7 separate regions of the Homo sapiens genome follow, and all the other regions are linked to region 1. The links are chromatin loops, found by intact Hi-C in ENCODE. Cell type or tissue: mammary epithelial cell. All regions are shown on one strand.

Region 1 (4,000 bases):
CTGCTCCCTAGGACGTGATTGAAATTGATCTAAGTAGTTTCCTTCGGGCGTTTGGGATTTGGGCAAACGGCCAGACCTGGCTCTTGGTCGCCTTTGGAGGCTTTTAAACTCTCCGAGAGCTTCGTTCAGGTCCCGGGTGCTCATCAGCGTAATGGAGATTTTAAATTGGCCGGATTATTAAAGTTTAACAAGATCTCCATAAATGTGCTTTTCTTTTTTCTTTGTTAAATCAATAAAATACATCGCTGCTGCCTCTCTTCAGAACGCTGTAGTGTGCATTGTAACTCAGACGCCTGGTTTCGGGGGAAAGGGGAAAGCATGATTCTCCCGTGTGCTTGCTCCCACCGGCTGTGTGCGAGCCTGGGGAGGGGGAGGGATTGCCTGTGGCAGGAGAGAGGCACACTGCTAAGTCAGCCTGAGCCCCTGGGGTAGGCTGCGCTCAGGAAGGTCCCTGCCCGGAAAAATGACGTGCTCACCAGAGCCGTTTGGTGTAGAAACTGAAATCTGTAGAATTGCCAGTAGTATAGACAACCTTATATGGACATGCAGGCAGCTGATCCTCGTGAAAATCAGGGCAGACATAATTTAATCCTAAAATGTTTCCTACCATTTTTCTTTTCCAGTGGCTAGAAAGTTTGAAATGGTGGGGAGAGGGGATGCTGATCTCGGCAGTTGTAGCTTCTTGAAAGGTTGGTTGCGGGGCTGGGGAAGGGGTACTGTCCATGCCACACTGCATGTCCATTTGAGCTGGGTCCTTATTTGGCTGCTGATGAGAATTTCAAAAGGAAGTCTCCTTTGGCATTGCGTGAAAGAAATCAGAGTGATGACTCATGCAGTTGTACTCTTGGCCAGTAGATAAAGTTCTTGTTCATTGTGGGACTCCCAGCAGGGCCGTGGAGTAATTTCCCCTTGCACCCTTCACAATAGCAGATGGCCATGCTGGAATTATTTCTGCACTCCTGTTGTTGAAGTTCCTTGTTTTTCTCTGACCACTGTAGAAGTAATTAAAGTTCTGTGTCATGCAAGGGCCTGCACTTGGGAACGGCATTCTGTGAAAACATAGGCGGTCTGGGCTACACAGGAAATGGGTGGTTTTTCTGCAGCTCCATTCGATGCCCCTGAATACAGACAGCTGCTGTCTCCTCTCCCCCGAGTGTGGCCCTGTGTTGTCAGCCGTGTCCCCAAGGGGGTCCCTCAGAACACGCTGTGTGCCGTGCAGTCTTTCTGTCCTGTGTGGGTATCTGTGGAGTGTGAAGGGTGGATGGCTGGGGCTTTCCTTAAAACACATGGTTCTTGACAATGTCAGATAATCTGGTTGAACCTGTTGGGGAGGAGTATGTGTATGGGGCCGGTTCTCTTCCTCTGGTTTCATGAGAAACATCAACACTGGTAACTACAACAAAAAAACCGGCTTAGTGATCATCACTCATTGTGGCCCTTGGCCCAACATTGGGAAAGCCAGGAGAGGTTTCACCCTCCGACTTTTCCTCTGAATTCTTACCATTCTAGAAACAGATTTCCTCTAACTTCCGTAAGGACACGGATGCTTAATTACAAAAGGTTTTGCCCCTGTAGTGACCGGGCAGCAATGTTATCTGTCCTTCATTCTTGCATGTTTTTGGAAATTGCTTTTGCTTTTACTTTTGGTCGTCATGGCAATCACGTGCCTTCTCTGGTTCATTTTGCACAGACCTGCCTAGAGCTGGAACGTTACCTCCAGAGCGAGCCCTGCTATGTTTCAGCCTCAGAAATCAAATTTGACAGCCAGGAAGATCTGTGGACCAAAATCATTCTGGCTCGGGAGAAAAAGGAGGAATCCGAACTGAAGATATCTTCCAGTCCTCCAGAGGACACTCTCATCAGCCCGAGCTTTTGTTACAACTTAGAGACCAACAGCCTGAACTCAGATGTCAGCAGCGAATCCTCTGACAGCTCCGAGGAACTTTCTCCCACGGCCAAGTTTACCTCCGACCCCATTGGCGAAGTTTTGGTCAGCTCGGGAAAATTGAGCTCCTCTGTCACCTCCACGCCTCCATCTTCTCCGGAACTGAGCAGGGAACCTTCTCAACTGTGGGGTTGCGTGCCCGGGGAGCTGCCCTCGCCAGGGAAGGTGCGCAGCGGGACTTCGGGGAAGCCAGGTGACAAGGGAAATGGCGATGCCTCCCCCGACGGCAGGAGGAGGGTGCACCGGTGCCACTTTAACGGCTGCAGGAAAGTTTACACCAAAAGCTCCCACTTGAAAGCACACCAGCGGACGCACACAGGTCAGTGCCCACGCGGGCCCCGGAGGGCGGCCGCTGGTGGGCGCCACTGCATTGCACCAGCCCTGGAGGGAGCCGGGCCTGGCTGCACAGGATGTGGTCAGGGCAGACAAATCCTCACTTCCTCAGATGTTTTCCACCAAAGCATTAGGTCTTTTTGGAGTTCAGAGTAGAATCCTAAAGACTGGACTTTTGAGTTGGATAAATGTGTAACAATTTTCAGATTAAACAAACAAGAGACTAGATCCTTTTCTCCACGGACACCCAAACCTCCACCCCCCACCCCTTAGTAGTGCTGGGGATCCGAGGCCACTGCCCCTTCACCAGTGCACTCGCACGAGGCTACCTCGAGCGGCCCTGGGGTTTCCTAAATGAAACTCAAGGGTCAGGACAGAGGGTTGCTGGGCAGCGTGGAGTGTGTGGGTTTGATGCTGACGGCCCGAGGCCCGAGTGGGACCGGCCTGCTCTGTAAGCAGCAGCATTGATCAGCGAGTGTTTCCTGAGAACTTCTCCGTGTCTCATGCAGCCTTTGTTTCTGATACCGCTTGAAACAGTTTCTTAATGAAATGCCATACCTAGGTGAAAGTGCTATTTAAAAATACCTTGACATGTTCTAGGATAATTGGTGAGGAATCACAGAACATTTAGAACTGGGAAGGGTCTTAGTGATCACGTGATGCAGGCTCTTCTCTTATCAGTAGGAGAGCAAATTGCTGAGAGTCAGTCCCAGACAGGCTTGGTGACAGCTGAGATTGAGATCCGGGTGGCCCAATATCCAGGCCCAGGCCTGTCTCAACATACCCTGAGATTGGCTTGACAACTTTGTTTTCTCAGGTAGCACTTGTAGTAAATTCATATTTATGATTTGACCAAGGAATGAAGTGAACCCAGTTGTTCAATTGCCATTTAGAGAATGATTCCGGGGCCCTGTACTGGGGCTTTCCAGAAGCTCGTAACTTCAGCTTTGTAGAAAGGTAGAACGTCCCTGAGGAAACTGCAGAGGCACATTCCATAGGGAAGTGAGGATGGAACAGAAGTGTGTTTGGGAGAAACAGTTGCCATGAAGAAAGCAATAGCTCTGCCTTTGCCGGGGCTGTGGGTCCGGCAGGCTGACACCTCATCCCGCAAGCATTTTGCTGGTCTGAGTCGTGGTCGTTCTTCCACGTTAACTTTGATGACAGCACCATGGGCTTGGCTGAAGCTGTGTCCCTTGGACAGCAGTGGGAGGCCTGAGACTGGGTCAGGAGAGAGCTGCTGTTGTCTCTCTGAGGCTGCCAGTTGTTGTGTGTTACCGATGCCAGAAGCCACTGGGTCCCTGGCCTTGCATCCCACCACTGTGTGTGTTGTTGAATTTCCCCTTTCCGTCTGCGGGTCAGTGAAGTCATGGGCTGCTTGTCCTGTGCTCTCTCCCCAGGAGAAAAGCCTTACAGATGCTCATGGGAAGGGTGTGAGTGGCGTTTTGCAAGAAGTGATGAGTTAACCAGGCACTTCCGAAAGCACACCGGGGCCAAGCCTTTTAAATGCTCCCACTGTGACAGGTACGTGCCTGAGGACAATGCTGGGCAAGGAGCGTGGGGCCTTGGGAATGTGATGACCAGGGTTGAGTAGGTGTGCAGGGCACATTCGAAGGAAGGCATGCAGTTTCCTATGTGTGAACATTTCTTTTCAAGCCTGGGACTTTTTAGAAAGTTTCTGGTGTGCTCATTGTCCATGGTTAGGAAGAACTGTTCCACATACAC
Region 2 (4,000 bases), 880 kb before region 1:
AATGGTGCAGCTACTGCAGAAATCAGTCTGACAGTTAAATGATTAAACTAGTTACTATATGACCTGGCAATTCCACTTCTAGATACACACCCTAGAGAAATAAAAACATATGTCCAAACAAAAACTTGTACATCAAAGTTCATAGCAGCATTTTTTTTTTTTTTTGGTCAGAATGTGGAAACCAAAAACAAATATAGCCAAAATGTGGAAACAACCAAATGTCCATTTAAGAGAGAGTGAATGGGTAAATAAAGTGTTGCATAGCCCTACAATGAAATATTATCCAGCCACACAATAAGTGAAGTTCTGGTACATGGTAACATGTGGCTGAATCTTAAAAACATTATCGAAGATAAGGAAGCTAGAAATCTTAATATAAAAAATATAAAATGTCCAGAAATAGTATATCCATAGAGACAAAAACTAGATTAGTGTTTGCCAGGGCTGAGGGAAGAGGAGAAGTTACTGCTAGTATGGAATTTCTTTTTGTTGTGTGAATACATTTGGGAATTATATAGTAGTGATGAATGTGCAACTTTGTGAATACATGAAAACCACTGAAGTGTACACTTTAAAATGGTTCATTTCATAGTATGTTTTTATCTGTATTAAAAAACAGGCCAGGCATGGTGGCTCATACCTATAATCTCAGCACTTTGGGAGGCCAAGGTGGGTGGATCACTTGAGGTCAGGAATTTGGGACCAGCCTGGCCAACATGGGGAAACCCCATCATATCTAAAAATTAAAAAAAAAAATTAGCTGGGCGTGATGGCACACACCTGCAATCCCAGCTACCTGGGAGGCTGAGGCAGGAGAATTAGCTGGGCCTGGTGGCGGGCGCCTGTAATCCTAGCTACTAGGTAGGCTGAGGCAGGAGATTAGCTTGAACCTGGGAGACAGAGGTTGCAATGAGCCGAGATGGCAGCACTGCACTCCAGCCTGGGCAACAGAGCGATTCTCTGTTTCAATAAACAAACAAACAAAAAACAGTATGTGACAAAAATATAGCCGTGGAATGAGGAAACAAACTTTTATCATTTATAGCTAGAAATGGACATGTCTAGATATAGAAATTATTTTTCAGATGAGCAATGCAAGCATTCACTTCTTATATTTCAAAGACCCTCAGCTTTGCCACAAAATCCACAAGGGCATATATTATACAATTGTTTAACAGATGTTGATTTAGTGAAGTCAATGAGTCTTTAATGTCCATTTATTTATGTAGTAATGGTTGAGTTCCACCTAATGACTCTAGATTTAGTTATAACAGGATTTCACATATTTGGGCAATTCTTTATATATTTTTCACATTACTTTATATCATCCTTTCAATAACATTTCAGTTAGACTTGGGCATTTTTGTTCCCATTTTATGTATGGAGAACCTAAAGAAATGAGAACTTCAGGGTTTTATTCAAGATTGTGTAATAAATGATGGAGGCCCTACCAGTCCCAAACCCTCATTCTTAAATTACCTCCAAATACATCAAAGGGAGAACCCACACAAAGACAAATATCCACGTTAAACATTTCATGAGAACGCTTTTTCCTGCTAGCTTAAAAAAATCAAGCTGATATGTAGTTTCATGGTAGTGAATGAAACGCTCCTTAGACTTTATTTTTAAAGCCATTCTTCTTTGAATGGTTTGAAGAACCTGCAGTAACGCTCAGCTCTGCCTTGTGAAACAGAATGTTCATATCATCTTGTTACTCTTTAAAAAGACATTTTGGCTCTGAATAGTTCACAGATTAAAATAGGTTAACACGCAGGACGTTAATCTCTGTTTATAGAAAATACCGAGACAGATGGAGAAGTAATTATGAATAAAAATAGATCTGTTTCTCAAACAGATTCCTGTACAGAGGCATTTAAACATCAAAGAAACTGAAGGCAGGGGCAGGGTGAAACCTAGCCCGTTGCTTTGACACACCGTCCTGGAGTGACAAATAGGATATTGACAGGGGAATCTGTTTAAGCCTGGAGCCATAGCTAAGCTGGACTTCCAGTAGCTTCTATTATAAGTAGCTTTTTCTGTGCCACCTAGATTTATTTGGCTGTGCCACTGTAATTTTGGACTGGAACTGAATGAACACAGTGTTGGTCTGAATACTGCTGATCCTCTGCCTATAATAGGATCAACTGACATTACCCAGGTTGCTGAGGCATGTGAAGTGCCTCTGTAACCAAACTCCACCCTTGAGTCAGAGCCTGGTAATCCCTGGAGACTAACAGACATCCACGTGTTCTGCATGATTCATGCAACTGCTATCTGCAGACAGTTGCTGGGTGAAACGCCCTGTTAAGTGTTTACTCATTATGGCTACTTTGCCCAACTACCCTTGAGTTATTTTGACTTGGACTAGAAAGGAAAAAACGAGAGCCAACAAAATGGAACAAAGAATTTGCCCTTTCTCCTGAACATTAGGATCTTTGGTGATTTATGTGTAGCTTCCCTAGGATAATATGAGACTCATGTTTACAGGGAACATGGAAATCCAGGAAACAGAGACAGAAGTCACCAAAGTGAAGAAGCAGAAATAAAAGCCAGGCTAGTCGGGATAGTGTACAGATATGCAGTTAATATAATTACAGCAAAAACAGGCATACTTGTGCCAATCTTTAAAAAAGCGTTTTAAATCTGGGGTCCCCAATCCCCAGGCTACAGACTAGTACTGGTCCGTGGTCTGTAAGGAATGCACAGCAGGAGGTGAGTGGTGGGCAATTGGGCACAACCGCCTGAGCTCTGCCTCCTGTCAGATCAGCTGCGGCATTAGAGTCCCACAGTAGTGCAAACCCTACTGTGAACTGCGCATGCCAGGGATCTAGATGGTGCTGTTTATGAGGATCTAATGCCTGAGAAGAACAGTTTCATCCCCAAACCATCCCCCACCTACCACATCCGTGGACAAAATGGGTCCCTGCTACTGTTAATATTGGGGACTGCTCTTTTGAACGATGGTAAATGATTTTACTCAGTTTTGTTTTCTGAAAAGACTGCTTCAAATTAACTTTTTGAAGTTTTCCATCAAGTGTGTGTGACAAGTAAAGGAAATACTGCTACAAAAATATGATAATGGACTTGCCATTATTTAGCATGTTATTATTGCCCAACAACATTTTTTTCCTGGATGATAAGTATTTATTAGATATGACGGTTACAGAAAAATATAAGCATGAACAGTATGCATCTATTTGAATGCATAAGTGTGTTCACAGGTGGTTTCAGAGAGAGAAATTGAGAATGAGTTGAGGGGAAGAAGATTAAAAAGGAAGGGGGACTCAGAGATCTGCAGTGACCCAAATATCAACAAGGCTTGGGAACATTTTGGATCCTGACAAGGGGCTGCTCTCCAAACCACGTGTGTGCTCAGCGTTGTACACAGTTCAGTTTACTTCATGTGTTGGAATTCAATGGTGCCAAAGTACATTGGCAAACAAAGTGGACAGAAGAGATAATCTGCTTGTCAGCTAGAGACAGACAAGAGGCATGGAGAGGGGTGGCTGAAAATAGGGCCGTTGGCATGCGCTCAGGGACTGGAGTGGAGGAAAGTGCTTGGGGGCACTGCAAATAGCACTGATGGGGAAATCTAGGAGGTTGGGTCACACTGAGCCTGTGAGCCACGGATCAGGAGAAAACAAGACATGTGATAGGCAAACCCATGGGCTTCTGATGCAGGCGCTGTGCTGTGTTCCTCATGGGGCTCCTGGCAGATGGCTTGGGAGAGGGGCTTGTGTGCCTGTAAAGCCGTCTCCGGGGACCTGAGCTGCGAGGTGTGCGAAGTAGCCTCTCGCTCCTCATAGGCAGTTCTTTCACATATCTGCCAGAGGACGGCTCTTCTGCAAGAAAGAAAAGGAAACACAAACGGAGTGGAGGAGTCCTGTCGAGCAGCCAGCCCTGATGCTTTTAGTTCTCTCCCTCTTTACAGAGTTCACATCCACGCATGGCCACAGAGTAGGAGAGGTCACTGCTACGGTGATCAATTCATATCAAAACT
Region 3 (4,000 bases), 750 kb before region 1:
CAGAGGGCGGCTGCATACCTGGGAATCTCCTGGACTCTGCTCCATGCACCTCTTCCCTTGGCTGAGTTCAATTCATATAATTCTGCTGTAATAAACTGTAACTGCGAGTATCACAGCTTCCAGTGAGTTATGTGAGTCCTTCTAGGAAATTATCAAGCCTGAGTGTGGTATTGGTGACTCCTTAACTTCACAGAAGTATGCATAATTACGTATGGAGTACTGCTGCCAAAAAACACATACTTGAATCTAATTATGAGAAATAATTGACAGATCCTGAATGTGGAACGTTTTATAAAAACAATTAGCTGGAACTCTTAATTATGCCAAAAATCTGAAATGAATAAACCAAAGAGGTGGAAAGATTTTTTCTAGTATAAAGAGTTATAACACTCAGAAAACTGCTTCTCCTAACCACAGAATAAAAGTCTTTCTGTTCAGATAGTTTAGGCCAATGTAGGTCACATGCCCACCCTTGGACCAATCAGATACACCAAGGGATGGCTGTGCATTGCCTGGCATAGGCCTGAGTTTATGAACCACTCCTGGTAGAGTTCATGAGGTTGCTCTGGTTTGCTCAGCCTATGCAGAGACTACCCTGGGAATTGAGGCTGGGGTCATGTTTCCTTATCACATACACTATAAGGAGGAAAAGAGCATAGGCAACACCTCTATCCAAGGCATACCCACACTTTATTCTGATTTTAGGTTCAAACATACAGAAACAGCCAATGTCCACCTACTTCTAAAACTCAAGTGACACTACAAACATAGAGGTATGTTATGGTACTTGGACTCCAACCACAGAGACCAAGTTTTAATATAGGTCAACATAAACCAAATGCTATTGCGACAACGAAAGATGAATAATAGCTATTTAAAAATCATTAATTAACATGGCTTGGCAACAGACACTTTTTGTCTAAGATACCACTAATATTGATTAAAAATATCTGTAGCCCCTGGTAGCATGCTTCACCATGGGTAATCTTCTCCCTCCGTTTCACTCATATATATATATATTTTTTCCTAACAGTTGGCAGGTAAGAGCAAGTTTGAGATATGTTTCAAATTTCTAGGTCCAATTTAGCCAAGAAATATCTAATTCATTTTCTTGCATCAATTTCTTTAAAAGTCGTACTCCCTTGAATCCTTTTTTTTTTTTTTTTAAGATACAGGGTCTCTGTCACCCAGGCTACTGGAATGCAGTGTTGCCATCAAAGCTCACTACAGCCTTGAACCCTTGGGTTCAAGTGATTCTCCCACCTCGGCCTTCAGAGAAGCTGGGACTGACTACAGGCATGAGCCACCATGTCTGGCTATTTTATTTTATTGGTAGAGATGAGGTCTTACTATGTTGTCCAGGCTGGTCTTAAACTCCTGGCCTTAAGCAATCCTGCAAACTCGGTCTCCCAAAATGCTGGGATTACAGGCTTGAGCCAGCGTGGCCAGCCCCCTTCTATTTTTAAAATTGGTTTTAGAATCCTAGAATTTTAGCATTAGAGGTCATCATAATGACTATAACAAATCAGGATATGGGCAAAACACAAGTCAAATCAATCGTATACCATTCTACTGGCATCAGAGGCTAAGTGTAGCCTTCTCCATGAACAAAACCTGAGAGGTGGTTCACAGAGTAGGAATTTACTCAGGTTTGCCCTGGGCCATGGCCTGCCAGGGTAACTAGAAATTAATCTAAACCTCAGTGGTGGGGTTTAATCTGGCCATAATTTTCTTTCAGCCTACAAGACAGTCTTGATGGTTGCTGTTCTTTTATTTCTCTTCATGCAACATAGAGTTTGACAGTTTAATTGATCCATCTGTATTTCTTAGGTCAAAGAGATATTCCATTGCTAGAACATTTTTTAGAAGTTTTAATACACATTTCTATATTGCTTTCTTACCTTGACCCTCCACCCTACGATCTGTTCTTTTACACAAAAAATGAATACGTGAATTAAAATTTTGATTAACAAACCAACAAATAGTAAAACACTAGCTTTTCTTAGGCAACAGATGGTGCAATCCTTGTAAGACTGCTTTCCTGGGCTGTGAACTCAGGACTTGCCTGTGGACAGGCTGGGCTTTTGACTGTAGAATTATTTACTCCGAAATGACATGCACGCACGGGCTTGTTCCACTTCCCTTCAGCCACATTTTATTTACCTCACTCTTTGCAGCATATAATATGGCATGATGGAATTCCAAAGAATACCTATCTCTGTATAGCCTGCAATAAATTTTCGTGAGGCATCATTCTGAAAAGATAAATGTATATGCTGATAACACTGTAAATGTGCAGTGCCCAAGAAACAGATTGGAGGCTTGGATTTCGCATATGTGTTGTCACATGTATGATATTTCCTGATTTGTTATGGTCATGAAGATGACCTCTGATTCTAAAATTTGATGATTTCAAAAAATAATAGAAGAAAATAGAAGTGATTTAAGAGAGTATAACTTTTTAAAAATTGGGTGAAAATAAATAGATTAGATGTTTCTAATGTTTAGGTTGGACCCAGAAATTAAAAACACATCTGAAACAAAATAATATTAAAAACAAAAGTAAAAGTAGGAATTAGAAATGCACATTAAAATAAACTAGGAACATCTTAGTTTAAAGAATTCAAATATATGATTGGGAAATACTAAAAAAAACCATCAGATGATTAGCAAATTAATATAAAGTTTTAAATTACATGAACCTAGGACTACAGCCAGGAACGATGCAGTTGCCACATGGGGTGAAATGCTGAGATCAGAAATGATAGATTTGTTGCCAGCTGAAACAACTCCAATAGCTTTTTAAAATTTTGTGATACTCACTTAATAATATAAAAATAAAAATGACTATTATTTTGAAACATTTTATTAGAAATAAATTGTTAGTAATGCTACTATTTTGAGTAATTATGGCTCTGATTAGCCCAGAAGAAAATATACACACTAAACTGGTTTTATTTTTAACGATGAAAAATGTTTTTTTGTTAAGATAAAAAGTTTAAAGTCATCAAGCTTTAAAATATTGTCTGAAATTCAAACATTAGGAAAACAGACTAAAATACACCATGAAAGTGGCTCATTTTCTTTTATTGGGGGATTATACATTCTCTATAAATCCTCAAAATACAAGTAAATGTCAATTTGTAATAGTTCTTTGCTACAAAATGGAAGACTGGTCATAAAAGAAAATGAAACACAGATATCTAGCGTTTCCAGGGGAACACTTGAGTAATATGATGAATAATGTTAGTGAAATCCATTCTGGGAAGCATTTTTGTAACCTGATTTTCTCAGTAAACATAAAACATTGACATCTCCATCTGACAAACGCTCATATCAATGGATTAAACACACCATGTGCTCCCATCGTAGCCCTGATAGCATGACACAAAACACAAAAAAGGTGAAAATACTTTCAATCTTTATGGGAAAGGATCAACTGACTTTTAACCTGCTCAATCCTCTCACTGATATTCGATAACAATTTATCCTTTAAATACTACTTAATTTAGCCTTAATTTATTTTCTGGCAGATGACTCCAGGCAAAGAGCAAGCTTGAATTCAATAAGAACCCATTTTTCCTTCTTGACTTTCATCCTTTCAAAGAATAGATAGCACAAATTGGTGGAGAGTTTTTAAACTTTATTTGCCATGTCATTTCACAAAGATGACTAGAAAATCAAGCCAAAAGTGTGGATCATCTGTTCTCAAAAGCATGTCAGGCTTCTGGTGATGGTGGAAACGTGAAGTAGTAATGTGAACAATTACAAAATAAATACACTGTAAAAATACTTATTTGAATATGCTATAGATAGCACCTTTATATCTATATTTAGATACATATATATATACACACATGTTACACACATGCACACACACAAACACACCCACACACACTCCTATGTAGATGGCCAGGTATAATAAATATCCTAAAGCAAGGAGGAGAAGGGAGATTGAACTTGACAACTTCTTAAGTTCTTGGAACTTGAGAAATGATTT
Region 4 (4,000 bases), 540 kb after region 1:
TGTGTACACTGTTGTGTGTACACGGGCGCTTGTACGTGTGCCTGTGTGCGTGCATGCATGTGAGCCTGTGTACCAAGTCTCCCGTGCAGATGCCTGAGGTTAGTGGCTGAGTACGTGGAACTTGGAGCTCTTACAAGTACTTTGAATATGAAAAGACAAATTCGTGCAATAGAGGAGCATGAGTCCTTTGCAGCTCCCTAACCGTCCATTTCATGTCAATGCTGATGTTCGTGACTGTGCGGTGCGTTGACAGAATGACAGAGTCGGTGCCTCCCCGCACTGTGGTCCCGCAGCACGATTTTATTCAGCGTGCACACATGTGGGCTGCCGGAGTCTTTAGAGTAAACAGGAGCTCACGGAGACCTGGCTGCTCCCAGGAGCACTCGAGACAGCCTCCCATGACATAATATCGTTACCGTGGCAACAGGGATATTCACTACCAGAATCACAACTATATTTCACCAATTTAGTGCTCTACTAAACACAAAATAATGCCTTCTTTAATGATGCTGGGCTGTGGTTCTTAGAAACACGGAGCCCCCTGGAGCGGGAGCCCAACTGCAGAATAAAAGTGCAGAAGGAAGGCCCCACTTGTGTGGAGAGGCGCTGCGGTCTCCCGGCATGAGAAGCTGGCACGGTTATGTGTCATGGTTCTCCATAAGAACTTTTGCAGCAAATGGCACCCACACGCCTTGGTGGCAACTCTTCCAGCCTGGGATGAGATCGGCAGAGCCTGGGTCTGAGAACTGCAGCCAGCGACTCGCTGGGCTGTTCCATGTTCCAGGCAGCTCCGAATCATCTTTTTTTTCTTGAGACAGAGTTTCTCTCTTGTTATTCAGGCTGGAGTGCAGTGGTGCCATCTCAGCTCACCACAACCTCTGCCTCCCGGGTTCAAGCGATTCTCCTGCCTCAAGCCTCCCAAGTAGCTGGGATTACAGGCATGCACCACCACGCCCGGCTAATTTTGTATTTTTAGTAGAGACGGGTTTCTCCATGTTGGTCAGGCTGGTCTCGAACTCTCGACCTCAGGTGATCCACCTGCCTTGGCCTCCCAAAGTGCTGGGATTACAGGCATGAACCACTGTGCCAGACCCGAATCATCGTTTCTGCACATGGAGAAAACCACGTGGAGAAAACCGGCAGGAGAAGAGCATGGGGCAGGGTCTGTAGGAAATGCTCAGAGAGCTTCCTGGAGGCAGGGCTGGGGAAGGCACAGGGGAGCCCGGCTTCTGCGGACGTTTCCTCCCAGGATGAGGGAGGCAGGGCTGCTGGAAGACTCACCTTTCCTCTCACTGCACTGCCATTTGTCCCAACTCATTTCCGTTCTATGTTGATTGGTTCAGAAAACATCCTATTTGGCAAATCCTAAATAGTCTCACTTTCTGTCATGGTCGTGGAATCTCTCCGTCTCGACAATGGAACCGAATTGTAAAGCGACTCTAGCTCTGAATTCCTACCTCTTGCCTTTTGTTTTTTTCCTAGAAAAAGGAAATGGAAATCCTTCCTGTTATTCTCCGCGTCCCTTCGTAGAAGGCTGCCTGAGAGGTCAGCACAGGAGTCCTCTAAGTGCCCTGCAGAGAACACGGGTCTCGGAGCCGGACAAACCTAAATTTTGAAACCCACTTTGAGTTTGAACTTGGCTGTGGGAAAGTTACACAATCGCTCTAAGCCTCTGTTTTCTCATCAGTAAAACAGAGAGGGGTTGCTTGTGTGAGAAGTGGCCGCTGCCAATCATCTGCGTGTCCTTCACTCTCCCAGGGGCCATGGGTCTGTATTCTACACATGTGGGATCTTCCTCTGGACCCTTCGGACATGGTCCACACGCTGCCCTCAGGATCTGCTGGGGTCTGCATGGGGGGTGAGACGTGAACCCCAACCACGTTCACCACAGAGAGGAAACTGGGGGGATGGAGGGGGGGACAAGGCCAGGTCACCTTCAGGTGCCGCCCGCCAGCAAGGCGGTTTGCACCCGGCTGAATGAGCTTTAAAAAAGACAGTTTTTTCTGTAGTTTAGAATCATGGTTTCACTAAATGGTGAAATAATTTTATGCCACTTCCCCTACTAATTACCATCTCATTGTTATTAGAAAGGATGGTTTCCTTGAAGTCTAGAAAATTTTGTTCCAGTCCATTTCAACGGTGCAGGAGAAACGTGGCTTCCATTCCGAGGAAGACGGCGACACCTAGTGACCGTTCCCTCGCGGTGCGATGGCCTCACACCTGTGCGGCGGGTCGTCCGGGGCGTAGGGTGCTGCGGCCTTGCGGTCTTCCCTGCGCTGCAAGGCAGGGCATGGTGGCAGATTAACACCTGGATGAACACGGGCAGGTCAGGAGACAAATAAAACCCAGAGGTCTTTGAAACTTCAAAATCCCGTAGGGTGTGTGACCCCAGTGAGCCCCACGCTACATCCAGCGAGAACCGAGAAGTGATGGTGCAGACATTCTTGGGTCCCCCAGACAGAACACACCGGGAGTTACTGCCTCTTTCTCATCCCGAGTCCTCCTGACTTTCCCCAGCACCCATCGTGGCTGCAGCCAGGACACAGGTAAATGTAATTTCCCTCCCCTTCCATCCTCGCTTTCACATCGGTGTGATTGACTGAGGGCCTGCAGACTCTCTCCACGTGCGGGTGCCCTGCAGCCTGACACACAAATGCGTTCATCCTTCCCCTTTATCCTGACCCCGAACTAATGACGCAGCTTCCTGAGACACAGAGGATGCTTCTCCTCGTCCCCCCTCGCGCTCTGAAGTGGGAAAAGATGTGTTCCATCTGTTCTGGAATTTTCACTGTAAAGAAGAGAATGAATTTTAACTGTGTTTTTGACATATCCCTAAACAAGAAGTGGTTTATAGAGTGAAACCATTTTCCCTTCATCTAAAATTTAAAAAAAAAAAAAAAGAGAGAGAAAAGTGCAAGACTGAAGATGTGTGTTGAGCGGGGTGAGGAAGCGTGGGGGACTCGGCGCTGGAGGAGCCCCGGGTGTGTTTAGGGTTTGTGGTCAGGGGCCCTGGGCACCAGGTCCAGTCTGAAGCACCCGGGGGGATGGACGATGTTTGTGTAAGAGAGGGACAAAGGGATGGCAGGGTGGCCAAGCAGAGACGCGATTCCCTCTGTGCCCTTCCTGGACCAGCTTTGTATTCTAACAGCAACGTCTCTGTTCTTGGGAAGAGCTCCTCGGTGATTACCTGCCCGCCCCTTGTCTCCTCTTATTCCCGCTGCCACAGGGCAGGGCCGCCCAGCTCCAGCTCAGACACACACCTGCTCCAACTGCTGTGCTGGTCACAGGCCCAGAGCACCACGTGTCCTCTGGGGTCTGTGTGGTCGGCGCCGTGCGTGGGACCACTGTGAGTGACCCTCCTCTTGTGTCACAGAGCCACTGTACCCGTGTGCACCTGTGCTCTGAGACCTGGATACCCCTGGAAGGACAGACACCGAGGACCCGAGTGCACTGGAGTCCCGCTCCCACAGATCCTGCTGCTGGGAGAACTGTCAGCCAGGAACGGGACTGCGGTGGGGAATTCCTTCTGTCAACACACTTTCTAATCTAAGCTCCAGACTCCACTTCCAGACTAGCACAGGCTTTTTCCCCCACATCTCCTTCTCTGCAGCCGGGGCTCCTGCCGGGTCTGCGGAGCCCAGAGCCATGCTCTCTGCCGACTCCATCTCCAGATGCCTGCCCCGGCACCCACGCTGTTGCCAGGACACCAGTGAACCCAGACAGGGTGAGCAGGTTGCAGCAGGGTACCGGGAGGAATGCCCGGCTGGCCCATGTCTTGAAATCAGTCTCATTGAACAATCCGGGAAAGAGATGACCTAGCCTATTCTAAGGCTATCGATGTGAATTGGATTCTTCCATTTCCCCTGAATTCTCTGATTAAAATGATAATTATGCAATAGCTGTTTTCCATTTTAAAAGCTGAGTATGACTTCCCTACTTGGTGGAAGGCTGTCTGCCCAGAAAATGTTGCTATTTAATGCTTTCTGAAAAAGCGTTATCT
Region 5 (4,000 bases), 460 kb before region 1:
TAAGTAAGGTCATGCCAAACTACTTTAAGAATATATCTGTGGTAAAAATACATTCTAGGCTACATTACATAGAGTGAGATTTGTGGGAAATAACTTGCCCTTTTCTTCTATTAAAGGGCAGAGTTTTTTGGAAAAAAAAAAAGATAGTTCAATTTCCTCTCTCCAAGCTGTCTTTTTAAAATAACATAACATAACACATAGTTTGACACAACTCCACATGACTCAGAAGCCCTTCTTAAAATAAGACCAGACCACATTCATGGAGGCTGAGTCACCTCTAACCTTCCAAACTTGGTGAGGATTACTAACCAGAACATATTTTTATTCCTAAGATAGTATGAGAAAGTTCTGATCTTGACAGTTCACGTAACATTCAATCAATTATACCATTGCTCTATCTCTAAAGTTTTCTTTTTCTCCTTTTCTCAGTGTCTTACCAAGAATGAAAGGCAACCTATGTAAAAACTATGGGCTTTCTAGTATAAATAAAAACTACTCATCTCCAGAAAATAAACAATGACTGCTAAGATGATTGAAAAAAGAAAGGAGAAGAAAGTAGCTTGTAAAAGCGTGTGAAATGCATTCACGTTGGAATCTCCTACAGGCACTTCAGGTAAGAATTCTACCTTATCCTCTGTGTTTTACTCCAGAAAAGCATTTCCTTTTCCAGATCCAGGAAAAAAAAAAACTTTTTAAACAAAATTCAGCATTTTTTAATTAAAAATTGACACTAATGCGTATATCCTAGACTGCACTGCATTGCATATTATGCTGTTGTGTGTGATAAGTTTACGTTTTCACGATTCTGTCTGAAAGCTTAAAGATGTATGTTTTACAAAAATAGCTCTAGTACAATAGGACAATAAAACGTGAACTCTTGAAGATCTGAATTGGAATTATTTTCTGACAGACTATATTTTCAATTTCTTTATTTGATAAATGAAGATGGATAACATTGACCTCATGTGTAACTACAACGAATTCAAGGGTGTGGACATGTTTTTCAGGTCTTCAGACTGTAAACATTTTAAGTGTGATTGCTGTGAATGAAGGAAACCCAGAGCCATCATGACAAGCCTAAACTCAAAGGGGACTGATTTCTTCTACACTGAATGTTTCATTAGTGACAGGGCCCAGATAATAAAGAATTGTGCTCACTTCCTGTGAGTGATGGCTTTCCCTCAATTGTATGCTGAGTAACATTTACAGTATTCATTTTTAAGCACCCATCTTCCTGGGAGCCCTATTTCCCCTAAGCTTTCAATTGATCCTCCTAAGAGCAGAGATCACTTAGGCACTGAGCTATGCAGCTGCTGCCTGAGTCTCCTGGACGCCTGCCCTCACCTCCAGCCACATGAAAAACATTCAAGCTTTAACTTCAGAAATGTTCTCTAACCCACTCCCAGACACCCAACTGATTAAATCATAGATTAGAGGAAAAAATTCTTGCCTGAAATTGTCATCTTGCACGTATGCTGATGTCCAGAAGGACACATCCTGGTGGGAAGTGACTGCATGTTTTGTTCATATTACAAGTCCTGTTGACAAAAGAGAATAATACAGGTGTCCTCCTGAAACTGTCACCACAGTGACCTTCCTCAGTCAAAAAGAAATATAAATATTATTGTGTTTCTCGTGTCTGAGGCACCTCTGAAAGCATTTATCTTTTCAGAGAGTTCAGCACTTCATCTCACGGGTTAATTAAACCAACCTGTAGTGGCAAAGTTTAGTGGTAGTGAAAATAAACATAATCCTCTTTCTGTTGCCCAACCTTTCAGTTTCATTTTGTAATTTTTCAATACAGGGGCACAATAAGTGATAATCCTGGATTCCAAATGATTTCCACTTCTTTCTCTGCCACCTTCCCTGCCCCAACACCTGCCATCCCTCATTTACACAATTCAAGTAATCAAGGGGCAGTTTGGCTCCCTTTTTCTGGAGGCAAACTTTTGCAGAGTTTTAACTTACTCAGTGGGAAGAAAAGCCCCCAAAACACTGAAGCATACCAAGCAAATAAATAAATAAATGCACAAAGGCTCCCTGCGGTTGTCTGACGAGGATACTGGAGCAAGCAGCCTGAAGAACAAACGTCTGACTGTTGAAACAGCGAGACAGGAATAAACCCATGGGGCCACATCTGGGAGTGTGAGTGTGTGAATGGAACTAAGCTGGTCTCCCACACAACAGGAATTCCACCAAAAGTATGCGCTCTGTATGGGAGGACAGAAAAAAAATGTGTTTAAAATATCACTAAGGAAACCCAGATACATTATCTCTGCCAGACTACAGAAGACAGTACAGTTAGTGCTTGTCTCAAAATGACAGAAACAGAGAACATGCTTTGATGATGTCGAAGATGCAGGAAAATAGAAAAATAAAAACGGTGGAAAGATTTTTTTTTAATGCCCTAAAATGAGCAAGACGCCTCCCTTTTCATAGCACCAGGAGACATTTCCATTGCTTTTTTTTCATGCTTGTGGCTTTTTGAGGGCAAAGAGTAAGTGAAATCCAATAATTTGGTCTTTCTGCTCCAAAGTTTTGGCTGCCATAAACTTATTGTTCGAATATCAGAATGGTTGTTCCTGCTTTGACGCCTGTGAAACAATTTGTTTCAATATCATAGCACAGTTTTAAAAGTATGTTTTGACTCCAGAAATATGTTTGACCTCAGAATTTTGAAAGCGTGTTTTGACCTTTAAACTCTTACTTCAAGAAGACATATGTGTGCATGTGTGTGTTTGTAGGGTGTGTGTGTGTGTCTTGTAGAATCTCACATTTTATTCAGTAGCTTAGCTCCATTTCAATGCCAGTTAAATTTTAGCATTATAATAATACAATGAATTACTCTCTAAAAATAGGTTGAAATGTATTTCTATTTGTGAAGTTTAGGCAAATGACACCATCTGCAATATCCTTTAACAGATTAGCTATTGTAAAGGCATCATCTTTAGGAATAATACTTTTCTGCATCATAATAATTTCCTGTTATTCCTAAGGCAAGTGCTGGATGATTGTTGTTTCAGTGTGGATCAGCCTGACTTCAATCCATCTGTGCTTCCCAGGGCCGACTCCTGAATTCCTCCTCCATGCCATCATACCTTATTGGCTCTCCTGCTGTTACGTTCAGTCATAATGTTAAAAACTCAGACTATTAAAATGTAAAGATATGAATTCTTTTTGAAATTGTCAACATGGAAGAGTCTATCTACAGTCTGCTTTTAATTTAGCCGCAAAATGACTTAGCTGATGCAACAATTTCACATGCTGAGGAAGAGTTTTCGATTGCCGAATTAGTGTGATAAAGTGATGGTGAGGTTTTCTGTTGACTCTGGAAGCAACAACAAAAATGGTGGTGCTCTTCTCCATACCCATGTTCATAGATATATCGTTACAGATGACACTCAAACTTTGATTTTTTTTCTTTTTTGGCTGACTGCTTGAAACACATGTAGCCCCAGGAAACAAGTAGAGCCACCCCAGGGAACTAAAAAACAAGTGAGTAACCGAAGACTCTAAACCATGTGCAGTAGAAATCCTTGACTCTTGTTACAGAGATGCCTGGAGGTTAATCCACATGACAGGGATGAATTATCTATTGATGGGATATTTTTAAAATATCACCCAAAAGTTTGTAAGCATATACATAAAATTAATTCAAATAATTTAATGTGAAAGCTGAAGAATGAATCAGTAAATTTTAAGAAAAAAGTAAACCCAGATAATAAGACAAATTGTAGATAAGAACAATCACAAATTGTTGATTCTAACATGCAGTTTTCTACTGCTTAAAACCCTTTGAAGTCTTAACCAAATACACTGTCACCATTTTTATAAACTCATTTATTGTGAACCATTTATTAATTGATACACAAGCACACACTTTTTAGAGGTAGATATTGCAATAAATAATTCTGACACTTTAGTTAACAGTTTAATCAACTAAAAGATAAATTCCCGACAAATGTGTTAAATGACAAATTTTATTTTTCATCATAACCCA
Region 6 (4,000 bases), 290 kb before region 1:
AGGCTGAGGATTAAGTGAGGAAGTTGCTATTGTCGCATGCAAGCAGCTGGCATTGCCGCCTGTGCCATGAGGCTTGCCTCTCGGACTCCAGCCAGAGTGCCTCTGTTCAGTAGTTTTAACAGTCGTATCTGTCTGGGTTAGACTGCAATCATTCCAAATTCAGTTTAAGTCAGCTTTGAGATACGTACACCAAAACACTCGATATAAGCCAGAGTTAGATTAATGGAAATATGGAAGCAGAACAAGACAGGAGATGTCTGGGCCACTGAGTGCCACTCAGACAGCCAACCAAAGATCATGTTCATTTCTGAGCAGACAATCGAATCAGAACCCTGGCTCTGGGACCTGTTCAGAGAAAAACAGAACTAAAGAGAGGACAAGGGAGTGTATGGCACAAGATGACTAAAGAAAGTCTAAGTCTTTGATCTCAGAAAGAGAAGTTTAGAGGCACCTGATACCTAACTTCAGATAGCCAGCAATTTGCCATGACAACGATGAACCCTGCTTGTTCTGGGGCCACAAAACAGAACTGGGAGGAATAGCTCAGGCTGTGCACAAATAGATTTTCTGGCTAATACAAGGAAGGACCTTCTATAATGGCCAGTATTCTCTGAAAATAAAATTGAACTTCTCAGGGAGGTTTCAGCTTCTTTTGAAGAATTCTTCAGGATGGAGAGTCAATGGTTAAGACGCTTGAAGGTGGGAGTTGAGCCTCAGACTTATCTGGATTAAGAGTAAGGACTGTCGGCAGGGTGTGGTGGCTCATGTCTGTAATCCCAGCATTCTGGGAGGCCAAGGCGTCAGATCACTTGGGGTCAGGAGTTCGAGACCAGCCTGGCCAATATGATGAAACCCTGTCTCTACCAAAAATACAAAAATTATCTGGGTTTGATGGCAAGTGCCTCTAATCCCAGCTACTCAGGAGGCTGAGGCAGGAGAATCACTTGAACCCAGGAGGAGGAGGTTGCAGTGAGCTGAGATCATGCCACTGCACTCCAGACTGGGTGACAGAGGGAGACTCCATCTCAAAATAAATAAATAAATAAATACATAAGAGTCAGGACTGTCACATCCCTTTCAGGTCTGTGTTTCCTATGCCTGCATCTTCTGGAAAAGCTCTCACTATATCTAAGCACTAAACAAATTCATGTCTCTGAAAGAGTCCATCCAAAGTTTGAACCCCAATGCCGTTCAACACCTAATGGTATAAACAGGTATGTGTTCAACACACAAAATCTCCAAGGAACTAGTGTTATCTCAATAACTCACAGGGATCTCAAGAAATGACTGCCAGTAAAGATCATCCTTTCAGAGAACTTGTATTTGTGAGAGCATTTTCTTCTTAGGTCATCCTAACTAAAAGGAACGGAAGGGAAAGGAGGGGCGGGTGTCTTAGTTTTCTGGGGCTGCTTTCATGTAGTACCACAAACTGAATGTCTTAGAAGAACCGAAGTTTATTGTCTCACAGTTCCGGAGGCTGGAAGTCCAAGATCAAGGTGTCAGCAGGGTTGGCTCTTCCCGAGGGTGTGCAGGAGAATCTGTTCATAGCTCTCTCCTGGCTTCTCATGGTTTGTTGATGATCTGTTTCATTCCTTGGCCTGGGGAAGCATCACTCTGAACTCTGCCTGTTCCCTGTGGGTGTGTGCATGTCTGTCTCTGTGTCTGAATTTGCCCTTTTTCTAAGGACGTCAGTCATATTGGATTAGGGCTCACCTTCACGACCTCTTTATTTCATTTTATTTGCAACAGGTTCTTGCTCTGCTGCCCAGGCTGGAGTGCAGTGGTACATTATCAGCTCACTGCAACCTCTGCCTCCCCGGCTCAAGCATCCTGACCTCTTTTAATTTGATTACCTCTGTGAAGACCCAATCTCCAAATAAAATCACATTCTGAGGTATTGGGGGTTAGGACTCCAATATATGTTTTTTTTTTGCGGGGGCAGGGGGACAAAATTTAATGTATAACAACAGGAAAGTGAAACAGTCTTACTATATACCCAGAGAAAACCACAAGAAAATAAACAGAAAGTAACCTAACTGTTAGCTTTCTATAATGGAAAATCGAATCAAATAATTTCCTCACTTAAAACACTTCAGTTGCTTGTCATTGCCCTGGGAATCAAGTTCAAATGCCTTCCCTTGCCTCCGGGCGCCTGGCTCTCCATGGCCTGGTTCCTTTTTACCTCTCTATCTGTATCTTCATGCGTTCCCCTCTGCACACTCAGCTCTGGCCTTGCTCACTGTCTGGGTTTCTGGAATGTGCCTTGACTTGCCAGCTTCAGCACTGGGAACACTGGTGTGCCTCTGCCGGGAGCATTTCTTTCCCACCCTGTCTGCACCTGAAACATCCTATCCTTTTGGGTGCAGCTTACAATTTTCTTACCTACCCATAGACTGGGCCAAGCACCTCCACAGGGAGCAATCACAGCCCTGAGTATCCAAAGGGTGAGACGAAGCTCCACCCTAAGCCTGTGCCTTATATCCCCAACCTGAAACAACCCCATGTGCACTAAGTGGTCATGAGATCAGCAAACTGGGACAAACACTCACCGGAACAAGCCAGCAGTGAAGACAAGCCACATGCACAGGCAGCCACCCTGATGAATCTCAAGCTCACTATGTTAAATCAAAGGAGTCATACGTAAAGTGCACATGGTGTGATTCTGTTGATATGAAATACAAATGCAGGCACAGGCAGTGTTTGAAGAGTCCATGAAGGAACTTTCTAAGAAAATGAAAAAGTCCCTTATCTCATTCTGGGCTTTGCTAACATGAATATATACAATTGTTCAAAGTCATCTAATTGGACACTTCAGAGAAAAACAATTTAATATTGACTTTTTACTGCACTATCTTTCTCTAAGCATCTCTCCCCAACCTGATAAGGCATTTGCTCTCAGCAGAGGCCTATAGAAGTCATCCATGCCTCCAGTTTTTAAAAGCAGCTTTTCTTGCCATGTGTTGTTCTAAGCTGCCCCTCTGGGTGTGACTTCTGGCGGCAGCTTCTGGACTGACACATTCATCCAGGCTTCCAAAGCTGGGCTGCAATGGCCTCAAGTGATGCCTCTGTTGCCTGCTGAGTAACCAGGCTTGTCCTCACCAGACCTTTAGAAAACACTGGATCTCAACTCCATTTATGGGAATTATTCCACTTCCTGTTAGATTGCATTTGGGAAATAATTTGGAGTGCCACCTCCCAGTGGTGTTTTTTATTCCTTCTGACTAAGCTTCTCTCTGGATTCTTGGTGAATGCTCAATATCTTCAAGGAAGGAAGGAAAATGATAGATAGAGGAATGATAGATGAATGCACACATAGAAGCAAAAGCTCCAGTCCCTCTCAATATGTTCTTCCCTCCATTCCTCAGCAAAGCACCATGATTCATGAGCATAAAAGGCCCTAGGAAGAATGTTTATGTTGCATCGTGTCATACATGATATTACATGGTTTCCCAAAGCACTATCAGAAAACTGTATAGACTAAACAGATACTGACAATAAATGGATGTCGTACAGACAACATAGAACTCTCGCCATTTTAGGTACTCAATGGGAGGGTTTAAATGGGCCTTTAAAAATCTTCAGAACACCAAGATTTAAAGAACGACTGTGACACTTAAGCTGTTCAGCCCATTGTCCTACCTTTAGGAAGTGGATATGTTTCCTCTAGAGTCTTTCACTATCATATTTAAAGAAAAGAAAGAAGGGGCTGCAATAAACACCATACATTATTTACCAAAAAAAAATTCTGGGAAAGGTTGTTATAATGACTCTATATCCTTGCATAATTTCTCACGTGAATCAGTCAGGGGCCCAATCCATTAGAATGTTAAAGGGATTCAAAGAGAGGAAACATCAGGTAAGGTAAGATATATAATCACACCTTTTTTTCGGTGGTAAGTAATAGAAATCTAACTCAAGCAAGCTTAAATAAAAGCTTAAAGAAGTAAAAGCTATGGTTCTAATAAAGGAGTTAAATCTGACATTCAATAGGACAAAGGAA
Region 7 (4,000 bases), 410 kb before region 1:
TTTCTCCCTCATGTCCTGAGCTCACCTTTCTACATCTGGGGTTAGGACATACCTTCCTGTATCAAATACGCCCTGCCACCACTTCATAACCCTCAGGACACCCACTTCCAAACAGAAACACGAGGGCTTTTTCAAAATAAACTGTCAGACTTATTGTAGTTATGTCTTCTCAGCCACTTAGCCCATGCAAAACTGTGCTGAAGTCCTCAATCATTTTCTAACTTTTTCACTTGTCACTGATGAATTTTTGAGCATTGGGTCTCGCCCCATTTTCCCTGTAAGTCCTGCGATTTTGACTGCCTGATTTTACTCAAAGTGATGATCTTATTTCAGAACTCACTGTAAAAGTTCCTGGTGCTGTAGTGAAAAGGCAGGGTGAGAGATGGGAATTTGGGAGTCTTGGATACCAGGGTTAGAGGACGTCATCTGTGGAGCACCTTCACGTATGATCACAGAGTGTGATTTCTCAGGAGCTGGCTTCCTCCTCTAGGAGCACTGGGTCCTGGTCCCCATCTCCACATCTCACCTTCTAGCACAGGGCCTGGCTGCTGGAGCTGCTTGGTGATTTCCTCAGCGAACTATTCCTGGAACAATATATGTCATTCTTCAAAATCCTAATCGCTGTGAATAAAATGGTGTTCGTTGCAACTTTGACTGAGTCTGAACCGAGTTGTACGCAGGCATTAAGTCCATTTTATTCTTAAAATATGTGTGCAAATGTTGGCTCCAGTTTTCGTTTGTTTGTTTTGGGTGTGCATGTTTTGTTTCATTTTGGAGGCTCTGTAAAGTTCTCCAGATTGTGTCCTGCTGACCCCCCCGAATAATGCAGCAGGTGTGGCCCACCCCATGGCCCTCTCAAGGGCCTTCATGACAGCTCATGCCTGAGCTGTGGCCCATGGCGTCCACGGACCCACAGGAAACTTACATATCTTTTTTACTCCAGTTGTCCCATTCCGGGCCCCATGGGCATCATACCCACATTCCCCCCAAGTCCCCAGAGCATTAGCCCCTATATCAGTGGGGGTTCAGCTGGTGTGGAGGGCACTGTGGCTTGGGCAGGAAAAGTGAGGCAGAAAAGATAGTGGCTTCTTTAGAATAATGTTCTCTTTCTCCCTCTGTAGCCATCTTTATAGATGGGAGGATAGGGGATTTGCTCAATTGGTTTTGTTAAAATCACTCCTTTTAGAAACATGTGAAATAAAATGGCTGGCACAGCAGTGAGAAAGTTTGAAATCCTAGAAGATGAAGCTTTAGGGCTTTTGTCATAGCTGTGGGCAGAACAAGCGCCCTACCCATTCATGTCAGAGCTGGTGAAGTGGGGCAGGGAGGGACGTGGGTAGGGCCTTTCCTTACCGCCCTTAAAAACCCCTCCATGTCCCTGCTAATCAGCTGCTTTGTCCCAGAAAGATTCTTTTCTTTGCGCTTTCCTTAAACATGCTACTTTCTCTGAGTTATGAAATGGGTAAATGCCAGTAAATAAATGCTACCTCTTTGTGTCTCATAATCCACTTCCTAAAACTGCCCACCATTGCTACCTCCAAGACCCTTCCCTGAACTGGCCCAGCAAACATTTTATGACTGGCTCTCAAGCAGACCCACTTGTGTCCAAAATCCTTAGCAAATGGGCCAAGCTGGCTGCCTTCCTGCTTTGGGTACGTAAAATTCAATGTGTGTAAATAATCACACTCCCAACCATTCACTTGGGGAAAGTTATTGTATTTCCCATGCTGTTGAAAACCCAGCGTGTCAAAGTCATGCTTCATAGCATCACCCCGGGCAGATATATCATCGTCTCACTCCAGTAAAACCTCTTTATGGGTGATAGATTTTATTTGTGGGTTTATGACAAATATCTGAAACATCAGGTATTCATGTTGTAATCACCTTTTACGGGCTTTAGTTTTCTCCCATGGTCAAAAAGAACACGCACACCGTTGCCTACGATTTAGAAAGGCTGAGACTTGGGTACTCATTCCCCTGCCTTGGGCAGGTTGCTCAATTTCCCCATGTTGCATCTTTATAAAACCTACCTTGCACAAAGGTGATGATAATTAATTGGGCATTAATTCTAGTGTTCTTTGAAGATTTAAAAGTGCTCTTTGTGGCTATCACTTCAACAGCTTTATGACTTTGGGTCTTTTTTCCTGGGTTTTACTGATTTTTTTTTTAATTAATACATTAACATTAACTCCTAAATGAGAATGTTCTTCTGGCATTTTTTCAGTTTTGAAGAGTAACTTTTCAGGTTTGGCAAAAGAAACTGACATAAAAACATGCCAGGATTTGCATTAGTGAGATTTACTATATTTCTTTGTTCTTAATGCTAGAGGGTGAGAAACCTGCCATGCACACAGACAGGCTTGAAATATATTCTGCAGATAGTTCGTTCTAAGAAATGCTGAGTGAATGGTACATGTGATTGGGACACCATTATACGCTGGCACAACCTGGGTTGTGGGGGAATTGGTTCGTTTCCATAGGGAGGAAGTGAGGACTGTCCTGGCAGCTACTGAAGGAGGAAACGGTCACTGAGGAGAGAGATGTTCATGCTGTGGACTGTCTTTCTGTACAGGGATGAGGTCAGGCATCTGAAGCCAAAAACCCAGAGACCCATGGGTCCTCCTTTGGACGTGTAGGCCAACGTGTAGGGCCCACCAGACACGGTCATAAATGCCTCTGGGTTTCTTGAAAGCAGACACTCTGGAAACAGGAACTGCATTTCTCTACCACACACTCAGCATTGGGATAAACGAGTCCCGCAGATAAGGCAGAGAGGTTTCTAGAAATTGTCAAAATGGCCCTGGAATCTAGTTCTATGTATGCACCTGCTGTGTAATCTTGAGCACATTTTATGAGTTGTCTCATCAGCTGCATCCTTATCAATTGAACAACAACAACAACAAAAACATGATCTCTTCTGAGAACGGAATGCATTGAAATTTCAAATTATGTATTATTAAGTAGGGGTAGGTATAAAGTTAATTTTTTTTAGTTGAACCATCTTATGGTGAAAAATGAATGCTTGTGCACTGTTGATGGGAGTCTAAATTCATCTAACCATTGTGGAAAACAGTATGGCGATGCTTCGAAGACCTACCATTTGAACCAGTATTCCCATTGCTAGGTATATACCCAAAGGCAAATAAATCATTCTACCATAAAGACACATGCACACATATGTTCACTGTAGCATTATTCACAGTATCAAAGACATAGAATCAACCTAAATGCCCATCAGTGATAGACTGGATAAAGAAAATGTGGTACATATACACCATGGAATATTATGCAGCCATAAATAAAAGAATGAGATCATGTCCTCTGCTGGAACATAGATGGAGCTGGAGGCTATTATTCTTAACAACCTAATGCAGAAACAGAAAATCAAATACTTCATGTCCTTGCTTATAAATGGGAGCTAAATGATGAGAACACATGGGGACAAAGAAGGGAACAACAGAAACTTGGGCCTATCAGAAGGTGGAAGGTGAGAGAAGGGATAGGATCAGAGAAAATAACTAATGGGTACTCAGCCTAAATACCTGGATGATAAAATAATCTGTACAACAAATCCCCATGACACAAGTTTATCTATATAACAAATCGGCACATGTACCCCTGAACTTAAAATAAAAGTTAAAAATAAAAAGTTGAACCATCTAACGTAAGAAGGTATATTTAAAAGGCATACACACTGCACGAAGGTAAGCTAAACATTAAATTAGATTTAGATGTGGCACAAAATACATTACCTTGGGAAAATAACTACACACTTGGATGCAACGCAGTGGCCTTTTCCCTCAGCACGTTCACCGTATCAGCTTACAAGCTTCCTGACTCCATTCCAGAAACAGCAAGCGTCCACCCAGCCAATGATGCTCTCCATTCTGAACCATACTGAATTAGATAATGTATATTACAACTATGACAAGCAAAAGAAGCAATGATGGCAAGGAACTGTTCCTACATTTCACACACATTCAAAAAATTCCAAGTAAAT

Evidence for each region. A loop is a pair of places that touch in the nucleus more often than their neighbours do. Peaks named below come from ENCODE experiments on the same cell type or tissue, not always from the same donor. Only the 100,000 strongest peaks of a DNase experiment are listed, where the experiment ranks them.
Region 2: a loop joins it to region 1, with 7 times the contacts of the local background. A loop is called at or near these places in 55 of 110 quality-filtered maps.
Region 3: a loop joins it to region 1, with 4 times the contacts of the local background. A loop is called at or near these places in 2 of 110 quality-filtered maps.
Region 4: it touches region 1 in a loop (7-fold over the local background); 65 of 110 quality-filtered maps call a loop at or near these places.
Region 5: it touches region 1 in a loop (11-fold over the local background); 30 of 110 quality-filtered maps call a loop at or near these places.
Region 6: it touches region 1 in a loop (2.5-fold over the local background); 22 of 110 quality-filtered maps call a loop at or near these places.
Region 7: a loop joins it to region 1, with 4 times the contacts of the local background. A loop is called at or near these places in 4 of 110 quality-filtered maps.

The regions. Positions count from the first base shown.
Region 1 is chr10:3,779,905-3,783,904 of GRCh38, reverse strand. KLF6 (KLF transcription factor 6) reads left to right here. Exons shown (of 4, transcript NM_001300.6): 2 at 1,691-2,264; 3 at 3,676-3,799. Among named protein-coding and RNA genes, the nearest start is that of KLF6, 3.3 kb to the left of the region's middle. RefSeq lists enhancers at 1-430, 499-568, 729-798, 1,656-2,491. In mammary epithelial cell, a CTCF peak has its summit at 2,303; DNase peaks (open chromatin) are centred at 854, 1,094, 3,384, 3,574 and 1 weaker place; H3K4me3 peaks cover 4,000 bases; H3K27ac peaks cover 4,000 bases.
Region 2 is chr10:4,661,541-4,665,540 of GRCh38, reverse strand. All of the region lies in intron 1 of MANCR (mitotically associated long non coding RNA), which reads left to right. LINC00705 (long intergenic non-protein coding RNA 705) reads right to left here. Exons shown (of 3, transcript NR_015425.1): 3 at 3,122-3,842. Among named protein-coding and RNA genes, the nearest start is that of LINC00705, 7.4 kb to the right of the region's middle. RefSeq lists enhancers at 2,070-2,364, 2,090-2,384, 1,655-2,854, 2,238-3,220, 3,221-4,000. In mammary epithelial cell, no CTCF peak of the experiment used is centred here; a DNase peak (open chromatin) is centred at 2,220; H3K27ac peaks cover 3,726 bases.
Region 3 is chr10:4,531,903-4,535,902 of GRCh38, reverse strand. No RefSeq gene overlaps it. Among named protein-coding and RNA genes, the nearest start is that of LINC00705, 120 kb to the left of the region's middle. In mammary epithelial cell, no CTCF peak of the experiment used is centred here; a DNase peak (open chromatin) is centred at 2,102; H3K27ac peaks cover 2,492 bases.
Region 4 is chr10:3,237,985-3,241,984 of GRCh38, reverse strand. The region is part of intron 2 of LINC02668 (long intergenic non-protein coding RNA 2668); the gene reads left to right. Among named protein-coding and RNA genes, the nearest start is that of LINC02668, 18 kb to the left of the region's middle. In mammary epithelial cell, a CTCF peak has its summit at 2,188 (motif pointing left); no DNase peak of the experiment used is centred here.
Region 5 is chr10:4,240,117-4,244,116 of GRCh38, reverse strand. It overlaps LINC00702 (long intergenic non-protein coding RNA 702), which reads left to right and starts at 205. Exons shown (of 3, transcript NR_108040.1): 1 at 205-294; 2 at 430-613. In mammary epithelial cell, no CTCF peak of the experiment used is centred here; DNase peaks (open chromatin) are centred at 266, 1,336 and 2,136; H3K4me3 peaks cover 1,831 bases; H3K27ac peaks cover 3,534 bases.
Region 6 is chr10:4,073,203-4,077,202 of GRCh38, reverse strand. All of the region lies in intron 4 of LOC107984195 (a long non-coding RNA gene), which reads right to left. Among named protein-coding and RNA genes, the nearest start is that of MIR6078, 84 kb to the right of the region's middle. In mammary epithelial cell, no CTCF peak of the experiment used is centred here; DNase peaks (open chromatin) are centred at 2,262 and 3,072; H3K27ac peaks cover 2,088 bases.
Region 7 is chr10:4,189,400-4,193,399 of GRCh38, reverse strand. No RefSeq gene overlaps it. Among named protein-coding and RNA genes, the nearest start is that of LINC00702, 53 kb to the left of the region's middle. In mammary epithelial cell, no CTCF peak of the experiment used is centred here; a DNase peak (open chromatin) is centred at 1,829.